Regions from separate parts of the Mus musculus genome. Here region 1 is linked to region 2. A link is a loop called in an ENCODE intact Hi-C map of the cell type or tissue named here. Cell type or tissue: gastrocnemius. All regions are shown on one strand. Links, peaks and the distances in the headings refer to the core of each region. The heading gives the core; the rest is flanking DNA.

The links. A loop is a pair of places that touch in the nucleus more often than their neighbours do. Peaks named below come from ENCODE experiments on the same cell type or tissue, not always from the same donor. Only the 100,000 strongest peaks of a DNase experiment are listed, where the experiment ranks them.
Region 1: it touches region 2 in a loop (1.9-fold over the local background); 2 of 42 quality-filtered maps call a loop at or near these places.

Annotation. Positions count from the first base shown.
Region 1 is chr2:166,687,121-166,697,441 of GRCm38, reverse strand. All of the region lies in intron 1 of Prex1 (phosphatidylinositol-3,4,5-trisphosphate-dependent Rac exchange factor 1), which reads left to right. Among named protein-coding and RNA genes, the nearest start is that of Gm50596, 11 kb to the left of the region's middle. In gastrocnemius, for the core only: no CTCF peak of the experiment used is centred there; DNase peaks (open chromatin) are centred at 5,073 and 5,674; H3K4me3 peaks cover 707 bases; H3K27ac peaks cover 1,114 bases.
Region 2 is chr2:166,609,624-166,619,944 of GRCm38, reverse strand. It overlaps Prex1 (phosphatidylinositol-3,4,5-trisphosphate-dependent Rac exchange factor 1), which reads left to right. Exons shown (of 40, transcript NM_177782.3): 7 at 1,979-2,112; 8 at 6,685-6,803; 9 at 8,168-8,317; 10 at 10,060-10,207. Among named protein-coding and RNA genes, the nearest start is that of Gm29679, 50 kb to the right of the region's middle. In gastrocnemius, for the core only: no CTCF peak of the experiment used is centred there; DNase peaks (open chromatin) are centred at 1,754 and 4,381; H3K27ac peaks cover 3,654 bases.

The DNA of each region.
Region 1 (10,321 bases), core at 1,309-9,308, 77 kb before region 2:
CCTAGAGTAGATTTCTCAATTGAGGAATTGCCTAGACTAGATTGACCTATGGATGTGTCTGTGGGCGTTATGTTGATTGTTAGTTGATATAGGGGGGCATAGCCCACTGTGGGCAGCACCATGCCCTAGGCAGGTGTTTCTGAGCTGGGTAGGAAAGGTAACTGAGGATAAACCTGTCTGCCAGCCAGCTAGCAGCCCATGGGAACAGACAGACAGGCTTCCAAACAAGGAGCAGAGAAGGGGTCAGAGATGTGTCCCACCATGATAGAAGGGTCATCACAGAACTGTCACATCCCACAGAACAAAATGTACATGGTGAAAACTGAAGGACACATCTCCATCCTCACTGGTGACCACATCCTTCTAGGAAGGCTACAGTAGCCCAGAATGCCACTTCACCCTCATGACTTCCCAGCATGGTGGGACATACGTTCTTTTCGGATACACCTGGGAGGGTTGGTCAATCAGTCAGAGCCTTTGCAGGGTCAGAATACAAGTTTCAAGCCAGTGCAAAGGGTTGAGAGTCCCCAGCGTGTTCTCTGAGCACTTCAGGATTCAGTCGGAGGTCACTGCAGGATAAGTTGCCTGGAAAACCCCAGAGCAGTTCCTATTCTGCTTCTTTGGCTGTGAAGTGAGCTCCCTGGTTAGAGGCAATGGAATAGCAAGCAGGCCTGCATTCAACTTCCTGCTGTTGACCTCTCTAAGTGATAGAGTGTGACCTGGAATGTAAGTCACATAAACCCCTTCTCCTCAAAGTTGCTTTTGTGAGTAGTTCAGACGATGCTAAGACACCTCCCCACTGCATCCCCGTCCACCATCCGGGATGTTGTTTCTTTCTCTCCCTTTGGTGAGGTTTTTCTTTGCAATGCTGGGATGAGACCTAGGTCCTCACACTTCTGCCCTTGAGCCCTACTTTAGAGAGTTGGGGACAGCAGCATGTAGCTGAGTGCCAGATCTGAAGCAGGACTTGAATGGGCATCCTGCACTTATTACTGTACTCAAGATTGGCAGGCCTGTAGTAGATAGAGTGTTTGATGAATGAATATGGGTAGGAGGTCACCATGTTCCCATAGCCAGGACCCCGGCACCTTTGCTTGCTCTCTTCTTCCCCTTCCTATGTCCAATCATCTGTACATGTTGGTGTATCTTGCCTCTTCTGTCCTAGGCAAAATCCTGTGTGTTGCTATGAAGCACTCTTTGTCCCCAGGGCCGTTGGTGTCACCTAGTGAAGGACAGAGGACTCTGGATCCTCACAGTCCAGTTCAGATCCTGGCCATTTACAGACTGTGTGACCAGTGTTGGTTGCTGCTGTACCGGGTTCTAATGATGTCTTGGACGGATGGGGTGGGGCAGACCAGGGAGGTTCTGCAAGTCTCTTAGGACAGTGTCTGGCACATAATGAGCATTCTGAATATGAGCTATAAATTATCATAGCAATAAGACCAGACTGCTAATAAAACACTTAATTATGCTGGTATATGATACCATGCTAATCAAGTTTCTATTGTTTATTCAGCCATTACTCTTATATTGGGGGTATGGGTACCTTTCAGTTATTCAGAGTTAGAAGCTATGTGTATCTTTGTTTGAGTGTGTATGCATGCGTGTATGTCTGTGCACATGTGTGTATGCATAGGCCAGAGGACATCTCAGGTATTTTCTACTTTTTTTTTTTTTTTTTTTTTACAGAGTATCTCCCCGACCTGGAACTTGCCAGGTAGGCTAGGCTGACTATCCATCCAGTAAGCTCTAGGGATTCTCCTCTTTGGCTCATGGTACAAACTTGGCCACCACACCTAGGTATCTGTCTGTCTATCTGTCTGTCTGCTTACTTACCTGTCCATCCATCTATCCACCTACCCACCACACCCAGATAGGTATGTATGTTTGCATATGTGTTTGTTTGTTTGTTTGTTTGTTTGTTTGAGACAGGGCCTTTCTATGTAGCTCTGGCTGTCCTGGAACTCACTCTGTAGACCAGGCTGGCCTCTGACTCAGAATCTGCCAGCCTCTGCTTCCTGAGTGCTGGGCTTAGTGGTCTGTGCTACCACTCACTGCCTAGTCCCATATTTAGCTTTTAAAGCATAGCTTTTGGGGATTAATCTCAGGCCCCAGTGTATGCAAGGCAAGCTTGTTACCAACTGGGCCACCTCCCCAGCCCATGCCAGTGCTTTGCCCCTTCGTTAGGACACTCTGGCATAAAACACATTGGCACCAGAACACTAGAATCTTAGAACGAGGTCAGGGCCAGCCAAGGCAGAGACAGCACATTATCCATGATCTCATTTTTCCAGGAAGGGAAACCGAGGCACAGAGCTGCCCAGTGTCTGCCTTGGGATTTCATTGCTGCGAAGAGACACTATGACCATGGCAACTCTTACAAAGGGAAGCATTTAATTGGGGCTGGCTTACAGTTTCAGAGGTTCAGTCCATTATCATCATGTTGGGGGAGCATGGCAGCGTGCTGGCAGACATGGTGCTGGAGGAGGAGTCAAGAGCTCTCCATCTGGATCCAAAGGCAGCTTAAGGAGACTGTGCAGCATACTGGGCATAGCTTGAGGATAGAAACCTCAAAGCCTGCCCCCATAGTGATATACTTCCTTGAACAAGGCCACACCCACTCCAAGAAGGCAACACCCACTCTGATAAAAGCCACACCCACCCCCAAAAGGCCACACCCACTCCAAGAAGGAGTAGTCAAATACATGAGTCTGGAGGCCATTCTTATTGAAATCACCACAGTGACCCAGGGTTACCAGTTGGTTGCTGAGATGGCACTGGAGCTCACGTTTCCATATGGTGACATCACATGGTGACAGTCAGCTTTAACCCTACTGACAAGGGCCTTTGAGCACCAAGGAAATGGAGAAGGAGACTGGGATTGAGCCCTCTCTGGATGCAGTGGATCAACTGTGTGCCTGGGAACAGTGTCTTTTATTTCAGTGTCCATGACAGGAGAGGGTGGGCTGTGTGTTTCTTGTAGGAAGTCACAGTTGGGTTGACACTGTGGGTCAGGTCTCAGTGTGATTGGGGAGCTGTGATCAAGTTAGAGCACCTTCCCCATCCTTCATGGTTAGAACACAGGCTACAAATTGGGGCTCTTCAGGCCAGATCAGGCCCCTAAGTGGGTTCTGTTGGCCTGCACAGTATTTTAGATTTTTCTTATTAGTTGTCAACATTGAGAAAGAATTTTTTGAGCCTGGCAGTGGTGGTACAGGCCTTTAGTCCCAACACTTGGGAGGCAGAGGCAGGCTGATCTCTGGGTTCGAGACCAGCCTTGTCTGTACAGTGAGTTCCAGGAAAGCCAGGGCTACATGGAAAAACCCTTTCTAAAAAACCCCAAAAAGGAAAAAACCTTTTGATTAAAAAATTATTTCTTGCATGAAAATCTATTTTTATGGCTTGCATATCCAGCTGAGGTTCCTGCAGGCAGCCCTGACTACTTGAATTTTGGTTGTCAGTGCACTATCTCTGGTTTTGTTTTATAATTGAATAGTTAAGAGGATAAAGGAATATTTCTTCCAACTTGTTTTTGTCTTTTTGTCAGACACATAAGGAATGCATGTTCCTTACAGGAGAGAGGAGTTATTTTGAAGGACCATCCTTTGGTCTCCTCTGTTCCTACTGGGGCATGGGCATTTGAAGTGGAGGTGCCAGCCAGCTCTTGGGTGGTCCTTCTCTGTCTCTGTGTGGAGAAGAGGGAGAAGGTTGTCTCCAGAGGGGCTGATTCTGTGGCCCAGCCTCTATTTCCTGTAGCCTGTGGGCAGTCTCTTTTGCAGTGTCAGCTGTGGTACAGGATGCTCTCACGTCCATCTGTCCTACAGACTGCTCCATGTCCCTTTGGGAGGTCCCTACAGTGAAGAAGCAAGGGGTTTCCCCCACAGTGTGATGAACCGCTCAGGTGCTGTCAGGTCTTCCTGCCCTTACATCTAGAGCCGTTGTCCTTGGCTCGCCCTAGTCTGTGTTTTTGAAACAGTAGTCACCAGCAAGAGCTGTCTGTCTGTCAGGATTCTTTGTGACAAGTGACAGAAAAACCCACCCCAACAGCCTCCAGTAAGAACAAGAACTGGCAGCTAGCAAGATGGCTAAGCAGGTAAGGGTGATCACTACCAAGCCTGATGACTTGAGTTGATTTCTTGGACCTATGTGTTGGGAGGAGAGAACTGATTGCTGCAAGTGTGTGCACACATGTATACACACACTCACCCACACACACTCTCTAAATACAGTTAAAAATATTAAAAACAGGGCGTAGTGGCTAGCCTGGTATACATAGTGAGTTCCAGGATAGCCAGGGCTACATAGAACCTGTCTCATACAAACAAGCAAGCAACAAACAAACATATAAACAGCAGCAGCAGCAGCAACAAAAACCAGGAACAGAGAGGCCTGGGTTACAAGAGAGTCCATCATGTCCTGGGTGGGCTCCGATTTGCTATCACAGGCCCTGTGCCCATGTCTGATCCTTCACTGAGACTCGGGGCGGGACTTCCCTGCACCCATTGGAGGTGGGGGGGAGGGGTGGTTCCTAGAAAGAAGACCCCAGAGCATTGGGACCATAAAGGGACGGATGCTGGATGCTGGGTGGACTGTTTCTTCTCTCAGCTGGGGCTTCTTCCCTTGCCTCTCCTTTGCCTTCTCGCCACCCGCCTGCTTGCTTTAAAAACCACAGTCACACTGCCTCTTCCCCTGCTGTTCTAGCTCTTTCCACCGATCTCCTAAGAGCACCGGTGGTTACAGGTCTGAAGTGCTGTGCTTCGAGCACAGTGGCCTTCCCAGGAACTAAGTGGGAAGGTGTTCTCCAGTCACTTCGTTGTAAGAGAAAGGTTTTGTTTGTAACCTGTCCAGGCTCACACCAGCTGTGTGTTTGCATCTGCAAATGGTGGGAATTCTTGGGTCAGAGGATGAAGTGTGGAGCCAGGCTTCCAGTGCTGGGCCCAGCCTGAGCTCACAGCTAGTGTTTGTGGAGCGAACCAGCAAAACCAGCAGGGGCTTGGAGCCCGCTCCAGGTCTGCTGAGGCGTCTGGGCCTGAGGTCAGCCCCAGTGGGAAGCATCCTGTTCTGCTGTGCCCTCCCCTCCCCACACAGGGAGATCTGAATGAACAGAACCCAGAATGTTCCGGCAGCGCTGGCTCCCGCAGCAAGTGACAAAGGCATCTTTGTCCGGTCCCGGGTGTGAAATCATTCCACAGGGGGGATAGTGTAGGCTCTGGAGTCAGCTTGCCAGGGAGGGAGGGGCTGGGCTAAGGTGTCCCCATCCCATGCCCGTTCCTGTAATGGGGTAGCGTTTCCCCTACCTACTCTCACTTTCATCTGGGCCAGAATGCTTTTTTGTCCCCTTGCCCTAGGAGGAGAAGATAGGTCCTAAGTCTTTGAACAGTCTAGAGAAGTGCTCACCCACTGAACTACCCCCTCCTTGCAGTGCCCCATCCCTTTATTTCGTGAGAGAGTCTTTCGGGGTAGCCCAGGCTGGCCTCAAATGAACAGACTCAGGTTTGCAAGCCTGTGTCCCAGTACCCAGCCAGTATGCTCCAGACTCCGCAGATCTTGTGGGCTGAGAACGATGCGGGGCTGCCATTCTGCTGAGAAGGCGCGTGTCAACGTCAACCTTCTGTCCTTTATACCACAGTGTGCACAGCAGCTGTGAAACCAGGCTGGCATGGCTGCAGGGGACAGGCAGGGGACAGGCAGAGCGGCAGAGTGTTAAAATAGCTTGGCGGTGACTTTAACACCCTTGGCTCAGTTCCCTTGGGAATCTCTCAAGGGGGAAGAAAAAAAGCCCGTGGGTGCGCAGGGGAGATGCTCAATGGGTAAGAGCGCTTGCTTTGAAAGTGGGAGGCCCTGAGTTTGAATCCCCTATACTCATGTGAGAAGCTACACAGGGTTAGAGGTGGGGCCAGAGGGAGGCACATTCCAAGAGCTTGCTGGCCAGCCTGCCTAGCTGAAATGGTGAGTGTCTGGTTCAGGAGAGACCCTGCCTCAGAGCACCGAGGTGGAGGAGAGTGAGGGAAGATACCAGAGGCCCTGATCTGTCTTCTGCATGCGCACTTATTGGTGCACACACGTACACACTCACACACTCACACACACACACACACACACACACACACACACACACACTCACATATACATGTGCACACACACATGCGCACACACAGTGCATATGAAAGATGTAAAGCTGTGGAGATTTTTTTCCAGCTGCATTTCTAATGACACAGTAAAATGATAACCAACAGGTAAACCGCAGAGGTGGGCATTAGCAAATAGCTTGTTAGACCATCAAGCGTGCTTTGCAAAGAATGTTCTTGACCTCTGACCTCTCTGTGGATAGGAAGGCAGCTAGAGTAAGTGAGAAAGGCAATCCCAGTGTTTAGGGGGAAAACAACAACAACAACAACAACTACTACTACTACTACTACTACTACTACTACTACTACTACTACTACTACTAAACAATAATAGCACAGAAGCTGGGCTTAATGTAATCCTGGCAAAGGAGGCAAAGGCAGGAGGATCAGGCAGGCTTTCAAAGTCGTCCTCATCTACATAGCATATTTGAGTCCAGCCTGGGCTACATTGGATTCTATCTTAAATAGAAGAGGAAGAAGGAAAAGGGGAAAAAAAAAAGCACTAAAAGGCTCTTTGGGTGGGCATGTCAGTTGGCTTTCTGTTGTGGTGACAAAGCATCCGAGAACGTCAGTTCATGGTATTTGAGGTCTCGGACTTGGGGTTGGTCCAGTCACCTGTGATAAGGCAGTACGCCACGGCTGTGGGAACAGGTCCATGAGACCCGCTCACCTCAGGGCTGCGTCCCCAATATCCATGAAGTAGTATCTCTCCAGAGAGCTGGCTTCCTTTCCGCAGGCCATGCCTCCTAACGGTTCTGCCACTTCTGGGTAGCATCCAGGATGGTGACCCAGGCTTTGGGGGTGGGGGTGGGGGTGGGGGTGGGGGTGGAGGGACACTTGAGATCTAACTTACTGTCTGTGGTGGCACGGGCGGGTCATTCAGGAACTGGAGCTGGGGCACCAGGCATGTGAGCTCAAGGACAGCTCTTAGAAAAGAACACCCTCATCACAGAGAAAACTACTGCAGGGCACCAGGCTGCCCACCACAGGGGGCCTCAGGCAGAGAATGGGGAGAGATACTTTGTATATTTTGGTGCATTGCTGCCTTAGTTATAATTAACAGATTTGCAAATGAATGCAGAATACATTAATAATAACTCAAGCTGTATCATACATACTGTAGTCTGTGCATACCAGGCTCTTCTTTGAAATGAGGCAGGCTGGGATTTTCTGCACTGCTGTTTGGTACACATGTGTTGGTAGGTAGTGTGCAGGACGCCCCCTGGGCCCTCTGTGAGCCCCTAGTCTTGTGGGGTCAGGGACAGAGAAGACAATTGCATTATAATTGTTGTATGCGGGGATCAAGGTTGTCCTCACCCTGTGGCCGCCTCTGCCTGGTGTTTTCCATTGCTCTCTCTCATCCCTTCCCTGTACCCAGTGTGGCCCTTTGTACTGCTGGCCCTGACAGATCCCAACACAGCGCAGCTCTGTTTTTGGCCCCACTCTGCTGGGATGTTGCTGCCTAGGGAGGTCCCTTCCCTGACCATCCTGCCCGTGTGTTGATAGGAGTTGGTCCATTGGGTCCTCACAGGCTCTGAATGTCCTGAGACCTGCACATGTGTGGCCCTCCTCGCTCCTGTCACTTCACTCCGTTTTTATGGAACCTTTGTGCAGTACACCTTGACCTTGGCATTGCAGATAGAGCCGGTGGCTTGGTTCAGAGTGGGTCTTGAGGTCCGTGATCCCTTGTCAGAGAACTTTCCAGACTGAAGGCTCAAAGTATGGAAACTTGGTTTTATCTTTCTCCTCATACCCGGCTATGTGACTTGGAAGCAAGGTACATCTGTGTGTCTGCCTGCCTGCCTATTTGTCTGTCTGTCTATGCATCTGTGTATCTGTCATCTATCTTTCTATGTATCTGTCATCTGTGTACTCATCTATCAATCTTCTATCTTTTGGGTTGTCATGGTAATTGCTGACCAAGCCATCTCTTCAACCCCCATTTCTCACTTTGAGCCTTAGCTTTATATTCATAAAGTGGGAACCCCAGTAGCTCTCCCCTCCTCTGATCCTTGTCCCACCCGAATCAAGGCAGGTTGTAGCAGCTGTATAGTATGCTGCTGGGTGTGTGGCAGGCGACTCAGTAATGATAGGTGTTACTAAGGATAACACAGGCCCAGCCATGAGTTGAAAATAAACAGGATAAGCAAGGTTAAACCAGGAAAAAAGAGAGGGGTCCTTTACAGAACACCCAGAATATAGCCTCGGTTCCATAAACCACTCACTGATGGGCCTTGGTAACCATGGTGATGGATGCACAATCGTGGTTCTTGAGGGAGACCTGTTTTGCCGGCCAGGGGACCTACAGAAATGCAGTGGCACTGGGCTGTCAGGACTAGGAAGGAATGATACTACTTCCATTGGATACCCAGCATAGGGGTGCTGGGAGGTATCTGGGGCTGAGGAGGTGGCTTAGCAGGTAAAGTGCATGCCAAGCAAGCATGAAATCCAGAATCCAGATCCCCAGAACCCACAAAAAACCCAGACAGGTACAGTGGCAGCTGCCATACAGAGACAGGATCTTGGGACCAGTGGGCGAGCTAGGCTCCCGTCAGTGGGCTCTGGGACCAGAGAGCACTTGCCTCGGTGGATGAAGTGGAGCAGTTGAGGAAGAGCAATGATAATCAGCTTCTCCTTCTGGCCAGTTTTCTGTTAGCCTGACCCAAGCTACAATCGCTTGAGAGAAGGCTAGCCTGGTCTACAGAGTTTCAGGACAGCCAGGGCTACGCAGAGAAACCCTCTCTCAAAAAACAACCAACCAAACAACCAAACAACCTAAAAAAGAGAGTTAGGGACTCTCAATTGAGAAAATACCTACAAAAGATTGCTCTGTGGGACATTTTCTAGATTAACGATAGATATGGGAAGGCCAAGCTCACTGTAGATGGTGCCTTCCTGGTGGTCCTGGGTTCTCTAAGAAAGCAGGCTGAGCAAGCCACGGGGAGCAAGGCAGTAAGCAGCACCCCTCCGTGGCTTCTGCTCTGTTCTTGCCTCCAGGTTCCTGCCCTGACTTCCCTCAGTGATGGATTCTGATGGGGAAGTGTAAGCAAAATAATCTCTTCCTCACTTTACTTCTGGTCATGGTTTTGTCACGGCAATAGAAAGCAAACCGAGACAACACGCGTGATTGTGTAGATGCATACAAGTTCGTCCCACGTCTGAGTACGCATGCATCAGACAAACTTCTGATGGCCCCACAGAGAAGGGTCTGGTCTGCAAGACTGGCCCTTTTTGTTTGTTTGAGACAAGGTCATGCAATTTAGCTTTGGTTGGCCTAGGACTCCTTCTGTAGATCAGGCTAGCCTTGACTCACAGAGAACTACCTGCCTCTGCCTGTAAGAGCGCTAGATTTAAAGGCCTGCCCCACCATGCTCTTAGCAGTACATGGGATGCTGACAGATGTCACTTACTAAGTACTTTGAGAGGGAGGGAGGGCCTGAAGCTGAGAGGACTTGGAAGCCCCTGGCCTGTTTTTGTCATAGCACTTTATCAGGATGCATAGCTGCCTGCCGGCCACCATGGCACTCCTGCCGAGACACCTTCCCATTCTGCACTGTGAGTCAGGTCTTTGGTAACTCTGGAAGGTGGTGGGAAGGGTCTCTGTGACTCCTGGCAGATAGTGTCTGCAGCCTCTGCTAGCCCAGCTAGCTGCTCACTGTCTTGGTTTGGTGTCTGAGCCATGCACTAGGGTTGGGAGAGAGCCTAGAGCCACCCCGCTTCTCTCTGTGGGGCTGAGCGGAGATGGCTGCAAATCCCATGTCTGTAGAAAGTCCTGTGGGAGCAGGGTCCTTGCTACTGCCCTCCCCCAGTACAGGAGGATGGGAGTTCTGAAGGTCCAGTGGAGGGAGGAGGGACAACAGTTCCCTCAGGTTTTCCTCGCTGTGGCAGTCTGTGGCTGACGGTGTCCTTTGGTAACCTTTGCTCACATTGCATTCCCACACTGACTTCTGCGCAGACCTGGGCGGCTCTGTCTAGATGACACCAGATATCTCTGTCGTCGGACTGCTCAGCAGACCCCCGAGAACCCACCATCTTCCCACTGTTCCTAAAGCCCCTGTGGCCTCGGCATAGCTTGGTGTCCTCTGTTCAATCTTCCTCCCCAACTGCCCCAGCCACCAGGATATCCTGCCGTCCCATCTCCACAGTAGGCAGAGTCTGGCCTCTCCTTGCTTCTTTTCCTCTTGCCTCAGCCA
Region 2 (10,321 bases), core at 868-8,867:
ACTGGCCATCTTCCCAAGGGGAGCCCTCTAGCTCCCAGAGTCCCTTGCAGATGGACTTTGGAAGGGGCATTGAGGTTTGGCCTCGATCAAGTGGATGGTGGGAGAGATAAGGTTCCCCCTTGTGAGACGGGCTGCCACAGGAGGGCCTGGCTTTCTGTGGCTTTAGCAGTACAGCCCTCCCCCTTTCCATCCAGCTTCCCGAGCTTCTAGCTTCCTCCCTCCAGCTTCTGTTAACTGGCCTGAGTAGGTAGGGTGGTGTGTTCATCAGGCAAGGTGGCTGGTAAGGCAGCCAACCTGGCATCTGGCTCCTTTGACTGTAGGGGCCACTTGTGGCTTTACCCAAAGCAAGTGCCACATGGTCTGCCTTCCAACTGTGTCACAGGCCTCTGTCCTCAGCTCCTTGCAGTCTCTAGACACACTCTGGCACATCCTGGTTGCCATGGGGCTGAGGGGGTGACTCCGAGGAGCTCACAATGCAGTATAGACCAGGATGTGTGACCAGCCAGGCTGGGTGGGTGACTTTGCACCAACAGGGCTCTTTCCTTCCTGTGCCTTGGACATGTCTGTCACCAGCGCCCTTCCTTAACCCCCGATGGCTATCTTGCATCTCTGGAAAGAGATAAAGGAGCGGGGAGAGGGGCTAGAGACCTATTTCAAGATAGTGACATACCACCGGCTCCTTGGTGTGACTTGGTCCTTTGGACCATGCTTGGCGCCAAAGAAGCTGGGGAATGTAGGTCATTGGTCAGGCAGCCAATGCCTGTGAAACTCATTCCCCAAGATGAACCAAGGGGAGCAAGGATCTGGGCTACCTGAATGAGGGTTTCTGAGTTTGCCAGGATTCCACTCAATTCCCTCTCCTCAGCTCTCGGAATCTATATGACCTGGCCCAGCCTACCCAGGACTCCACACAGACCCACTACGTGTTGGCTCTGAGGACTCCTGCTAGCAGGACTTTCCTAGTCCCTGTCTGTGCTTGTCCTTAACACTTCTCCTGGTCCTTGGCCCCAATCTTATCATTGCTGCTCAGCACACCTGCTGTATTAGCCTGTGTGACACTCATCCCACAGAGCTTGGTGATGGATGGATCCAGCCTTCACTGGATCAAGTGCTCCCAGAATCCTGCCCTAACATTCCTACATGGCATCTGTCAAGTCCCTCCTGCATCCCGGGGAAGGTCGTTAGGTGCTAGAAATCTCCAGTCCTTACCGAAGTGCTTATCTTGTGGGGAAGGCTCAACAAGCCAGATTGCAAATAGATCACAGGGAAAGACAGACCGCAGGACACCTAGACAAAACCCAGTCCCCTAAAGGGCTGGATGCAGCCCCCTAGGGCCTGTTGTCAGCCACGTGAGTTGGTGTATCAGCTCCCTGTACCTCTGAGTGTCTCCTGTAAAAGGACATGCAGTCCACTGATGGCACTGGCCCACACAGCCCTCCATCCCATTGCCTTGGCTTCTTGTCTGCTGAGAGCTTTGAGTGTGGAGGCTGATAGGGATGTAGGGGTGTGGAGGGAAAGGTGCTTGATGGTTAGTGTTGTCAGGCTGACAGGGTCTAGAATCACCTTGGAGACAGGTACAATGTCTCCTAGCCTCCAGGTATATTGGTGAGTGATTATTTAGTGTCTGGGCATGCCTCTAAGGGCTGTCTTAGATCCATTGATGTGGAAAGATCCATTTGAGATGTGGGGGTACCATCACCTGGCTGGGATCCTGGACTGTGCAGATGCAGAGCGAGCTGAGCAGCAGGGGGCGTCCATGACTCTCTGCTTCCTGATTGTGAATGTGATCCAGGCAGCTGCTTCAAGCTCCCGCTCTGACCATCCAGCCGTGAAGGACTGTACATCGAACTGTGGGGCTGAAGCAAACCCTTCTCCCTTGAGTTACTTTTGCCGGGGTGTTTTCCCTCTGCAGTGAGGGAAGAGGCTTAAGATGGGTGTGTCCCTGGCTGCTCATTGCTGCCCTTCATTGCCTCCCCAGGGCTCCAACCTCACAGACATCTGCACCGAGCTCCTCCTTCAGGGCAACCTGCTGAAGATCTCTGCGGGCAACATCCAAGAGAGAGCCTTCTTCCTCTTTGACAACCTGCTTGTCTACTGCAAGCGGAAGTCTAGGTGAGCTGCTGCCCCCTCCCCCCCATGGTTACCATGGTGATAGAAATAGACAATGCTAAATGCCCATTTCTTCAGGTGTCACCTCAGGCTTGCCAGTGTCCCTCTCTGGGCTTTGTTTTTTCTTCTGAGTATTCATGGAGATACTCTAAGTCAAGTTCTGAAAAGCAGCAAGGGGGTATTTTTGCCGTATATGTTTTAATGTTCAGCCTTTGAAGTGGTTCACATATTAGCATGACGCGTCCGTGGGTCCCAGTCACGGTCTCCTTGTGCCCCGGGAACACTGCATCATACAGGGCAGCTCTAGACGGCTGTGGAAGTTCACCAGCATCCTGAGATCCGAAGGTCCCCGGGGTGCAGAGTGGGAGGGGAGAAGGCTCTCCCCACTGGACAGGCGGAGAAAAGACCAGCTGGGCAGCATCTTCGCATCTCTCCCTGAGCCGCTTGCCCTCTGTGGGGACCAGGAGTGAGGGACAGGTGGCAGGCACGCTTGTGTGTGGTTGGAAGTGTCAAGTGGGGCGTGGGGCGGTGGGAAGGGGGATGGAGAGATCGCTAGAGGCTTGGATGGTGAATGGATAGTGGGTATGGAAGGGAGAGAGAAGAATGTGACGATGTGGACATGGAGGAGGAGGGAGGAAGCGGGTGATGAGGAATCGTTGAGCCTGGGGATGAAGGAGTGGAGTGGGGGGGGATGATTGAATAAAGGAGGGATGGAGGGGGAGGTGAGGGAGTGGGTGAGTGACCTTTTGAGCCTGGTGATGTGTGAGTGAAGGTGGGAGGGATAGACAAGGGAGGTGGGAAAGGGTGAAGCAATGATGGGGAGTTTGTTGAGCCTCGGATGCGGGGAGTAGACGAGGGTGTCGAGAGGCTGGAGATGGAAAGGGAATGAGAAGAGAGGGGGGGTGCAGGGATGGTTAGAGGTTAGGAGGTGGTCAGCTAGAGTTGACTAGAGGCGTGGGTTGGTGGGTTGGGGGCAAGTATGGCTGTTGAGAGAAAGACAGGCTATGGAGGCGACCGTAGGCTTGTTTGGTAGATGATGGAGTGGGGGCCTGAGTATCAGGTGTGTTGGTGGCTGGGCAGATGGCTGGGTGGGTCTGCTAATAGGGAGGGTATGGGAAGGTCAAGGCTTGGTGGATAGTGGTCAGCTGGGCAGCATTGGGTTGGTGGCTGCCAAGGTCATTGGCTGGTTCTCCAGATGCACCATGGATGGGGAGAGGGGTAATGGGCAGAGGGCGGCTGTTCTGAGAGTGAAATAGTAACCTCCCAGAGGCTCCTCCATGCCTTGATCTGGCCAAGGCTGTGCACGCACAGCATCGTGGCCTTCAGGACTGTTGTCGTAGAGCCTCACGTTCACTTTCCTTGTCTGTTCCCGGCTCTAAGGCTGTGTGAGAAAGCAGGCTGCAAGGGATGGGTGGCCATTCCACACGTTCTGCGCAGGCTCAGTTTCCCCTTCTGCAACCAGAGCCACATCAGTCCTCTGTGTTTGGTTCAGAATTTGGCCACTTCTCAAGCTCCATAGCTCCTCCTGCCCGTGCCTCAGTTTCCTTGCTTGTCAAACAGGAGACGCTACTGACTGTACCTCCCAGGGTCATTGTGAAGGTGAGGGTAGTAAGTGCCTGGTGTGTGAAGTTGGGGCTGGCTGCTGGGGCCATGGCACTCCTGGGTTCTTGGTGCTTCCTGTGGGCAGCCCTGGGGCACAGAGCCCCTCCTACTGTCTCTCCTCTCTGTTCTGGGGGTTGATCCTTCTTGCCACAGGCCTCAGTCTCCCTTCAGGTCATCTCCCAGTGTAGACATGTTCAGTCTGCCTCTTTTCCAGATGTTCTCTTGCTTGCTCTGTACACATCCCCATTGCTGTCTTGTGTGTTCTGTCCTGCTGGGGCCACCCCTAGAGGCCTCCTCTGACAATCCTAAGAGTGCTTATGAAATGTTACTCCCTAGCCCTTCCCCGCCCTGGCTGCTAGAGGCAGACACTTTTCCCAGAGCTTATGAGGGTTTGGGAAACAGAATGTCCCTTTACAACTCTGTGGACAGCTCCCAGCTGCCAGCTAAGCATGCCCAGCCCCTGGCTTCCTTGCCAGGCCCCTCTTTCTCTGTGTCACCTGCCCTGGGAGGAATAACAGTATCTTCCACCATCTTGGCTTCTGTGGGGACTGTCTCTAGCCTTCCTGTGGCCAGGCTATACTCTCTGAAGGCCACTCCCTCCTGAGTGACACAGGGAGCTGTCCTGAGGGAAAGGACACACTAGTCTCCTGAGAGGGCCAGGCATGAGGCCAGGGTCCTGCCTCTGGCTTAGCAGCCAGAAGGCTGAGTGCCCTGTGGGCAGGGTCAGCTGCTGGTGGATGGTGCCTGACTGACTGGAGTGGCCACAGGAAGTACCTGATGTGGCTAGGCAGCTGCTGGCTCTCCTGGTCCCTGTCTGGGATGTGGGTGGAGCAGTCTCCATGAACAGTAGCACAGCGTATTCTTGTTGATTTAAGAGGCCAAGGCCTCCCTTTGGCCACCAAAGGAGGAAAGGGGTGTTCTAAAAGTCAATCTTCTCAGTTACAGTAGGGGAAACTGAGGCCTGGAAGAGCTAAGTCTCCTACCCTGTTGCTGCCCGCTATGTTCTGAGAGGCCAGAGTTAGCACCGGGCCCTCCTGCTGCTGTGTGACTCTGGGCGGATGCTGTTTTTGTATCTGTAATGTGGGGGCTGAAGCACTGCTGTCCTGGAGGGCGCGCTTTACAGAGTGAACAAGACATGTTGGGCGCCACTGTGAAGTGGCTGGGGTGGTGAAGGCTCATGAGTGAGGCTGAGACCACCATTCCTGTTCCATTTCTTTTTTTTTTTTTTAAAGATTTGTTTATTTATTATATGTAAGTACACTGTAGCTGTCTTCAGACACTCCAGAAGAGGGAGTCAGATCTTGTTACGGATGGTTGTGAGCCACCATGTGGATGCTGGGATTTGAACTCCAGACCTTCGGAAGAGCAGTCGGGTGCTCTTACCCACTGAGCCATCTCACCAGCCCTCCTGTTCCATTTTCCTTGGATGTTTTGCATGCAGCTCACATGCATCTGAGCTCGTCCTATCTTCTGGTCCACACTTCTGTCCCAGACTTTTATCTCCTCAGTTGCAGTGAGTTTGTCTCAGGTAGAGAAGAGCGGTCTGGCCACAGCCCTAGCCAGCCATGGGTAAAGAACACCCACCCATTGGATCAAGGAGGCACAGAGGGCCCTTGCTCTGACTGGTGTCTCTTTCTGTGCTCTATGCTGCCTCTACCAACAGAAGACAAGTTAGTTGCCCAAGACTTTCTGTGTTTCCCTGCGGACCAGCACTGAGCAGGGTGCCTGGCACCTGCCAGTCACTTATGGGCTCTGAATATGTGGCCCCTCACTTGTTACCCTGTCCATAGGAAGCCATGGCCAGATGTTTTTTGTTTGATATTTTAATTTGTTTGGGTGACCGTAACAAAATTACATTAACTGGGCATCTTAAAGGACACATTTCTTCAAGTTCTGCAACGTGAGAAGCTAAGGGTATAAGACTCCAGACCAGTGCCCAGCAAGGCTTTCCCTTGTGTCCTGGCATGGTGGAAGGGGTTGAGGTCTTTTTATAAAAGACACTAATCCCATTCATGAGATGCCACCAACCTCTACTGTCTATTCACCTTTCCTCTCAAGGCTGTATACCTCCTAACTCTTAACATCACAGTTTAGAAATCGGCAGATAGATGTGAAGGGTACCACATTCAGGCTGTAACTGAATGAGTGGGCAACAGGGTTCCCCCAAGTGAAAGCGTGAGTAGGGGTAGGTGGGCGACAGATAGGTGAATGGATGGATAACATAGATGGGTAGATAGATGAATGGGGGGTTAGTATATGGATAGGTGGTTAATGAAATGGGAAGGTAGATGAATGTGTTTGTGGGTGGATGGGTAGAGGAATGGTGTTTGGATGGGTGGGTAGGTTATAGATAGTATCAGGAGATGGTTGGAGATGGTGGGTGGGTGGGTGAGTCGTCAATGGATGATGGATTAAGGATAAATGGTGTGTGTGTGTGTGTGTGTGTGCGTGAGAGAGCATGTGTGTGTATGAGTGTGTGTGTGTGTGCTCTCATGTGTGATGGTTATATGGATGGTGGATATATGGATGGTAAGTAGATGGTATGTGGATGGATGGTAAGTGGATTAATGGATGTAGGTAGATGGATAGATGAATAGATGAGTGGGTGGATGGACGATTGCCTTCTCCTATTCTGGTTTCAGTTTGTGAGGTACCATCTGTTGGAAATCAGTCTCCACCCACCCCCAGCCCCCCCCACTTGCCTGCTTGCCAGCCCAGCAGACTGGGTTTCTGTTCTTCCTGTTGGTCTTCCACGAGATCCCCATTTACTGAAAAATTGATCTGTGAGGTCAACAGAGCTATTAGCCTATTTCCAGATGAGAAACGATGACCAGCAGAGACTCACCCAAGTCGCCTGCCCAGCAGCAGACACCCCATGTGCTTCACCCTAACCCAGAGCTCCCCTCTGCCCCGGGCACTCCCCACTGTGACGCTGTCCTTTGTAGGGGAGACTGACTTACTGTTGCCTTTCAGGGTCACTGGGAGCAAGAAATCTACCAAAAGGACCAAGTCCATCAACGGCTCCCTGTACATCTTTAGGGGTCGGATCAACACTGAGGTCATGGAAGTGGAGAATGTGGAGGATGGGACAGGTGGGCCCTGCCCCTCTCCACTAAGCCCCTCCCTGCCTGCCCTGGTGCTCTCTGTCATGCGTGTCTCATGTATTGTTGAATGTAACTAAACTGAAGAAGAGCATTGGAACTTAGCAAAGTACAGTCCTGGGGCTGAGAACTCAGCATCCTGGCCCTACCGCCCCACAAGTGACAACTGTGTACATTGATTCCCCTCCCCCCCATTTTATTCTTCTTTTATGTGGATGGATGTTTTGCCTGCCTTTATGTCTATGTGCACCATGTGTGCAGTGCCCATGGAGGCCAGAGGAGGGCATTGGATCCCCTGGAACTGGAGTTATAGATGGTTGTGAGCTGCCATGTGGGAGCTGGGAATTGAAACCCAGTCCTTTGGAAGGGCAGTCAGTGCTTTTAACTGCTGAGCCTCCTCTCTAGCCCTATACTGTCTGTGCTTTGTAATGCGGTCCCTTTTTTTTTTTTTTTTTTTTGTCCTGCTTAAAAATATTTTTTACCACGTTTGGTATGGTGGTGCACACCTTTAATCCCCAGCACTTGAGGCAGAGGCAGCTTGGTTTCTGTGAGTTTGAGACCAGTCTGGTTTATATAGTGAGTTCCAGGCCAGCTAGGGCCATATACAGTGTGACACTGACTAAAAATAAGCCATTACATCCTTAGCTTCCCTTACCAGATATTTTTCTTTAAATGTCTTGGTTTTTAAACTTATGTGTATTAAAGTGGCTTTAGAGGCATATGGCGGTATGTATATGCTTTTGTATACATGTAGTTATATGGTCTTACGTGTTATACCTGGCTCTCAGGCTCAGGGTACTGGCTCTGGGATGCATCCATGTCTCACGTAGTCGTGAGTAGATCCTGTTTCCTGTAACTGGATCGCATGCAGGGCATGAACTATCCACAGGCAAGCACCAAGCATAGGGTAGTTTCCGCCATTCACTACTGGGACCAGAGAAGCGACATCTCAGCAGATGTTCTGTGAGCCTGTCTGGGAAAGGTTCTCATGTGGCTTTAGGCCATGACACACCTGTAGGCCCCTCCTTAGGTTCAGGGTCTGGCAGGATCCCATATTCCTAGGAACTGTGTGACATCATGCTTTTAGTGAGGGCTTCTTTCCTGAGCTCTGGGCATGAATCTCCCACCTCTATGCTCAGGACACCTGTATCACTATGCTGTCAGAAGGGGTCTGTGCAGGTCTTCTTTGCCTATGAGAGAGAAGCCAGGGGGGAGCACTTGTTGGGGGAAAGGCAGGAGAGAGCACTTGTCTAGCTCCCTAAGCCTGGCCCTCGTGGTGGCCATCAATCCGTGGGTTACTGAGCGTTGCATACCTGTCTGTGTACTGATCCGTGTTTGCCTCATGCCCCTACCAGCCGATTACCACAGCAATGGCTACACTGTCACCAATGGCTGGAAGATCCACAACACCGCCAAAAACAAGTGGTTCGTGTGTATGGCCAAGACGGCGGAGGAGAAACAGAAGTGGCTGGATGCCCTGATCCGAGAGCGGGAGCAGCGAGAGAGTGGGTGCCTAGACCGGCCTGGGCTGCTGCGGGGGGTGGGGGGGGTGGGGAGTGGGGGGAGGGGGGAGCTCCTCTTCCAAGGGGAGGACTGTGTATGTAGGAATCGAGGTCCCTTGCAGAAGAGTGTTTTGTTGGGTGGGGACCCCTGTGACTATGCTGGGACCTGGTATTAGCAGTCAGTTGTACCACAGTCCCCAGGTGACTTCCTGGTCACTCACACAGAGCATGCAGAAACAGCTTGTTCTTTCCCCCTGCTGCTCAGGTGCTTGCTCGAGCTTTTGTTTGCTCTCCCTGAATGGGAGTCTGGGGAATGGTCCTTGGGGTACCCATTGGGCACAGTGGAGAGCCCCTTAGGACACAGTTACCAAGGTGGTTCACGGAAAGACAGTGCAGGGTTGGATGGGCTGTGAGCTGTGTCTGTGCCCTGAGCCCCACCCCACCCCACCCCCACCCCCCCGCCCCAGGCTGGGAACCTGAGCCAAGGTGGACTCATTCTCTTACTGCAGATATTGTGACTCTGTCCCCCAAGGCCGTGGATATAGCCATCCTTGCAAACTCAACATGTTTCTACCCCACAGTCACTCCTGGTTTGACACAGAACAGACTGGGTCTCAGACTCCCCCCTAGTATATCCTGCTGACCTGAAATCCCAGCTGGTCTATGCATCACAGACCTCACATGGTTCCATCACCCTCTGAGCCTGTGTCTCAGGCTCTCCACCAGCCAGTGCTGAAGCACATCCTTGGTGCCACCCCTGAACCCCTCATTGCCGCTCTCTGTTCAGGAGGTCATCATGGTCCTGCAGGCCTGCCCTTTAACACGGTCCAGGCCAACCGCCTGTCTCCCTGCCCCATACTTCCCAAGTCACTGTTCCAAACATAGTGCCTCTGCTGGTTTTCTGGAGAAAGTGGGGCCTTTAGGTAGTAGCACTTAAATATGAGCCAGAATGTATTAAAATGCTGGAAGGCCAGATAGGCTCCTGGCTTTGGCCTTTGGATGGGTAAGGGCTGAACCTCTGAAACTTCTCAGGCCTGGGGCAGGGTTGGTCCTGGGGTAGGGGCAGGGAGTTGGCCTGACTGGGTGGGGCTGAGCTGTACTTTTGTGGTTAGAATCTTGAGCTGTGGTTAGCACAGGGTCTATGTCATTAAGAGGTGTGTGTGGTCCAAGGAGGCCGTGTCCTTAGAAGTGAGTGCTGTCTAAAGTTCAACCAGGGCAGGGCACACAGGGCTGGGCTCACGCTGTGGTCTGTGGTCAGAGTTTCAGGTTGGAATCCGGAGCAAAACATCTTGGGTCAAAATTTCGGTACCACGTCTTCTATGCAGACAGCATGTGTTCCCTGGGCCCCAGCTTCTTGTTTGTAAAATGGGAGTGATTGTGTCTCTTTTCTCAGGAGCATGGGACGTGTGTCCGGAGCTGGGAAGCACTTAATTGCTGTTGCTGTTGTTGTCTAGATGGGGTAGGGACCAGTGCATATGGCATGGGGGGCAGAGCTGTGTGTGTGCACTGTGGGTAGAGCTAGGCTTCGGAGCTTAGTTCTGAATTAAGGTACCACCAGTTACCTGGGACTTAACCTCCATGGGTCCTCACCCAGACTTTCTGAGCAGTCCCTGACAGGTGTGTGTGGCGTTGAGCAGGGGTCAGGAAGTGCTCCGTGGCTATGCAGGGGTCAAGGCAGGGGGGCGTGAATGCCAGAACCCCCGACTGCCTCCTGTGTCCCCCATGGCAATCATATCCCCACGCAGGCCTGAAGCTGGGCATGGAGCGTGACGCGTACGTCATGATTGCGGAGAAGGGGGAGAAGCTGTATCACATGATGATGAGCAAGAAGGTGAACTTGATCAAGGACCGCCGGCGGAAGCTGAGCACCGTCCCCAAGTGCTTCCTTGGCAAGTGAGTGGCTTCTGTGTCCTGATCCCAGCTGGCCACCTTCCCTTCCTGCCCTGCATCTGCTTTGCCCCACCCTGTCCCACACCCCGTTTCTCTTGCCTGGGACCTCCTTATACA